Regions from separate parts of the Homo sapiens genome. Here region 1 is linked to region 2. Evidence: read pairs that join two places in POLR2A ChIA-PET (ENCODE). Cell type or tissue: IMR-90. All regions are shown on one strand.

What was found. Peaks named below come from ENCODE experiments on the same cell type or tissue, not always from the same donor. Only the 100,000 strongest peaks of a DNase experiment are listed, where the experiment ranks them.
Region 1: POLR2A ChIA-PET joins it to region 2 with 8 read pairs; 24 of 35 experiments call an interaction of 5 or more read pairs at or near these places.

The regions. Positions count from the first base shown.
Region 1 is chr7:5,697,899-5,700,398 of GRCh38, reverse strand. The region is part of intron 13 of RNF216 (ring finger protein 216); the gene reads left to right. Among named protein-coding and RNA genes, the nearest start is that of MIR6874, 13 kb to the left of the region's middle. In IMR-90, no CTCF peak of the experiment used is centred here; no DNase peak of the experiment used is centred here; H3K27ac peaks cover 1,603 bases.
Region 2 is chr7:5,522,956-5,525,455 of GRCh38, reverse strand. LOC221946 (a long non-coding RNA gene) reads right to left here. Exons shown (of 4, transcript NR_126168.1): 4 at 1-1,113. Among named protein-coding and RNA genes, the nearest start is that of ACTB, 6.4 kb to the left of the region's middle. RefSeq lists enhancers at 77-126, 447-506, 1,317-1,366, 1,477-1,576, 1,767-1,936 and 1 more. In IMR-90, no CTCF peak of the experiment used is centred here; a DNase peak (open chromatin) is centred at 1,055.

The DNA.
Region 1 (2,500 bases), 170 kb before region 2:
ACCTACAAAATACCTTTTTATAAGAAATGTTTTACCTCCTTTTTGTCATTGCACTGATTTTGTGTTGTTAGGTGTCAGCATCCTGATTTGTTGTCATGATCTCATTGTGATGTCCTTGAGAAGGGGCTGTGTGTGAGTGCACGTGTGCGGCTTGTGGTGTGTGCTGAGGTGGAAAGTGATAGTGTTCCCTCTTTGCATTCTCAGCACAGAGCACTGCAGGGTTTCCAGCCTTCCAGGTAGAAGAGAAATTGTTGCTATGGTAATACCGCAAGCATGAAAACACCCCCTGTCCCCGTGGGTGTCTGTGTCAGGGCGGGGAATGTGGAGAAGGGGAACAGTAGCAAAGAGGAGTGTTTAGGGCATCGAGCAAGATGAGAGCAAAGCCTAAGCTGAAGCTGCTGTTGGGTGGAATTTCTTGTGTTTATCCTTGAATTCAAGGTCAGATTCCAGTTGCAATGTGGTAGCTGAGAACGTAAAAGGCCTTTTATTCCTCAGTGTCTTCCCTGACTTTGAGACAAAGATAAAGAATACAGAGGGTCTCTGTCACATCTCCAGTTCCCAGAGGCCACATGGCCTTCCCACAGACCACAGTTAGAAAATGTGCGTCTGTATCTGTGGCCAGTACATCACTGCAAGTGGAATCAACCACCCAGCCCCAGAAAGCCTGCTGCCCTTCATGTCCAGTGTAACAGGCTAAGGCAGCAGTCCCTGCCATCTCTTCTGAAACTAAATAACAGTTCGTGCTCTGTTTCTGTACAATTCCCCTGGGAAGATGGACTGTGAATATCCTTGGTAATGCAGAGCCGTGATGAGAAACGAAATCCAATCTGCTGAGGTAGTGGGTGAAGAACACAACAAAAAGCTAGTGTTCAATTCTGTCAGATCATCAGGGCCAGTATGGGAAGAATAGCTTGAGCAGGGAGTTTGGCATCATAGTTAAAACAGGCTGAGGTCTAGGTATTTGCTAATAAAACTCTTCCTGGGTTTTAGGGGCTTTTTACTCCTTATCTGCTCAAAGTCACACAGCTAGTAAGTGACAGCATCAGGAGTCAAATCCAGGGTTTCTCATTGTTATTTGTGTTTTTAGGTGTAATTTTGATATGCTGCATTAGTTTCAAGAGTCTTTATCTTTTGCAGATACAAACTGAAATATTTATAAATGAAAAGATTTGTAATCTGGGATTTGCTTCAAAATTATACTGAAGGAGGAGGGATGAGTGAACAGGTAGGGTATAGATAAGCTCAGATTGGTTATGAGTCGATCATTATTAAACACGATAATGGGTGCATAGGGTTCATTACATCCTCTGCTTTTGTATATGTTTAAAATTTTCTACAATAAAAAGTTAGTTTTAAAAAAAACAAGTCAAAAACTCTAGCTGTCTTCAGTGTTAGCTTTATCTGTGCTCTCATTGTTTTGGTTTGCTTTGCTGCTTTCCAGTTCACTCTTGGGGACTGGAAAGACCCTTATTCGAATGTCCTGTTTTGTGGCTTGTTCAGTTTTTTAAGAGATGAGAAAATGTGCAACATAACAGGAAAATGTTAACAGCTTTTTGTGAGAAGGTTAAAGAGCTCTTCATCCTAGAGGAGGGAAGGTTTCCTGTGTAGTTTCTCTGCACAAGATTCTTCTATATAAGTGGTAGGGACCTGGTGTTTTCCAGCTTCTCTGGGAAAACAGACTTAAACTACCTATGAAGAATCCAAGAGGCCGGAGCGGTGGCTCATGCCTATAATTCCAGCACTTTGGGAGAATGAGGCAGGAGGATTGCTTGAGGTTATGAGTTCAAGACCAGCCTGGGCAACAAAGCACAACCTCGTCTCTACACAAAATAGAAAAAAATTTAATAAGGCATGGGTGCTGTGCATCTGTAGTCCCAGCTACTCGGGAGGCTGAGGCGGGAAGATCACCTGAGCCCAGAAGATCGAGGCCGCTGTGAACCATGATCATGCCACTGTACTCCAGCATGCATGCGTGTGTGTGTATGTGTGTGTGTGTGTGTGTGTGTGTGTGTGTATAAAAGAATCTAAGACAGCTCACTGGACTTCATTGTAACCGATGAATTGGGTTCCCAGGAAGCCTGGGGTTCTGTGTTGAGAGCATTGTATAGCCTGTAACAGACCCTCCTTGCTCCAGTACAACTGCTTACATGCAGTCCAGCTGCAACCAGAAGAAAGCCCACATGACCTTTTGAGTGTCCCTCTAGCCCAAACACTGATTTCTAGAAAACCGAGGATTTTAAAACTAGGATTGGCATTTGCTTTTCAAAAATAAACAGGCTAAGAGAGTTTCTCAGATGAAATCCCCATAGCCTCATAAAAGTACTTTTTTTTCAGTTTTATTTCCCGTCAGAAGCTTGTATGAAAAGCATTTGAAGTTTCAAAAGCTGCCTATGTCTGAGAAGCTGATCCAGATTCTAGCCCAAAGAGGGTGAAATAGATCACAATTTCTTCCGCTCTTATCTTTGACTACAGCTTGTCCTTTTGCCCTTCTCTCCCCTGC
Region 2 (2,500 bases):
GATCATAGGAAGAGAGAGCAGAGACTTTGATGAACACGAGCATCGGGTGATGTTCATTATGTCGATTGTGGTGGTGGTCTTGCAGGTGTAGACATACTTCAAACCTTATCTAATTGGGCCTGCTGTGGTGACGCATGCTTGTAATCCCAGCATTTTGGGAAGCTGAGGTGGGAGGATCACTTGAGCCCAGGAGCTCAAGGCTGCAGTGAGCTATGATTGCACCACTGCACTCCAGCCTGGGTGACAGAACAAGACCGTGACTCTTAAAAATTAAAATAGGCCAGGCAGGCGTGGTGGCTCGCGCCTGTAATCGCAGCACTTTGGGAGGCTGAGGCAGGTGGGTCATTTGAGCCCAAATGCAGCCTAGGCAGCATAGTGAGATCCTGTCTCAATTTTTTTCTTTTTTTTGAGATGGAGTCTTGTTCTGTCACCCAGGCTGGAGTGCAGTGGTGTGGTGTGATCTTGGCTCACTGCAACTTTTGCCTCCTGGGTTCAAGCGATTCTCCTGTCTCAGTCTCCTGAGTTGCTGGGATTACAGGCATGTGTCACCACGCCTGGTTAGTTTTTGTATTTTTCACAGATACAGGGTTTTGCCATGTTGGCCAGGCTGGTCTTAAACTCCTGACCTCAGGTGATCCACCCGCCTTGGCCTCCCAAAATGCTGGGATTACAGGCGTGAGCCACCACGCCCGGCGGTTGTGCACTCCTTATGAGCATCTAATGCCTGATGATCTGTCACTGTCTCCCATCAGCCCCAGATGCGACTATCTAGTTGCAGGGAAAGAAGCTCAGGGCTCTCATTGATCCTATATCATGATGAGTTGTAGAATTATTTTATCATATATTAGAATGTAATAATAGAGATGGTGTACGCAATAAGCGTAATGTGCTTGAATCATCCCAAAACCATCCCCCTGCCCCCATTCATGGGAAAATTATCTTCCACGAAACTGGTCCCTGGTGTCAAAAAGACGGGACTGCTGACATTGGTGATGCACAGCTGGGACAGCTTCACCCATAGGTTGACCAGCAACTTCAGCAGCTCCTGCTTCTTGCCAAGGAAGTCCCAGCCTTAATCTTGCGTATAGCTGCACAAGCGTCTGCTGCCACCACCTACTCCAAGAGAAAGAGGAAGAGGGCCAGAAACACAGATTTTAAAAAGCAAAGGGAGACCAGCCTGACCAACATGGTGAGACCTCATCTCTACTAAAAACACAAAAGTTAGCCGGGCAGGGTGGCGTGCACCTGTAATCCTAGCTACTCGGGAGGCTGAGGCAGAAGAATCACTTGAATCTAGGAGGCAGAGGTTGCATTGAGCCAAGATTGTGTCACTGCACTCCAGCCTGGGAGACAGAGTGAGACTCTGTCCCCTCCCCCCAAAAAACAAAGGAGCCAGGTGCAGTGTCTCATGCCCGTCATCCTAGCACTTTGGGAGACTGAGGCAGTCGGATCACGTGAGGTCAAGAGTTCATCCCAGCACTTTGGGAGACCGAGGCAGTCGGATCACATGAGGTCAGGAGTTCGAGACCAGCCTGGCCATCGTGGTGAAACCCCATCTCTACTGAAAATACAAAAAATTATCTGGGCATAGTGGTGCACACCTGTAATCCCAGCTACTCAGGAGGCTGAGGCGGGAGAATCGCTTGAACTTGGGAGGTGGAGGTTGCAGTGAGCTGAGATCGCACCACTGCACTCTAGCCTGGGCAACACAGTGAGACTCCATTTCAAAAAAAAAAAAAGCAAAGGATCACTGAACATGGGCAGACATGGGGGTAGGGAGAGAGGAGCTGTCACTCTTTTTCTGTTGTTTTATTTTTTGTAGAGATGGGGTCTTGCTATATTGCCCAGGCTGGTCTTGAACTCCTGGCCTCAAGCCATCCACTCGTCTTGGCTCCCCAAAGTGCTGGGTTTGCAGGCGTGAGCCATCACGTCCAGCCTATTTCATTTTTTACAATCAGAGTCTCACTCTGTCACCCAGGCTGGAGTGCAGCACTGTGATCATAGTTTACTGTAACCTCCAACTCCTGGACTCACACAATCCTCCCGCCTCGACCTCCCACGTAGCTGGGACTACAGGTGTGGACCACCATGCCTGGCTAATTGGGCCGTCACTCTTGAGTAGGCTTCCCCAGAGGGCTTCCTGGAGGAAGAATGCTTGAGCTGGCTCCGGAGGCCAGAGGAGTCCCCTGGGGAGGTGGTGTGTCTCAGAGGCATGGATTGACTGGGGACACAGGCCCAAAGAGGAGATACAACCTCCAAGACAGAATGGAGCATTGGTTGATTGTCAGACACGTTGTCTATGTGGCTTTGGGAAGTCACATCACTGCCCATATCCCCATTTGAGAATTGGGCATATCAGTAACAACTGGAAGGTGACTGTAGCGGGTGCACTCCATCAGTACTTTCATTTTATTTTATTCTTGTTATTTTTTTGAGACAGAGTCTCACTCTGTCACCCAGGCTGGAGTGCAGTGGTGCGATCTCGGCTCACTGCAACCTC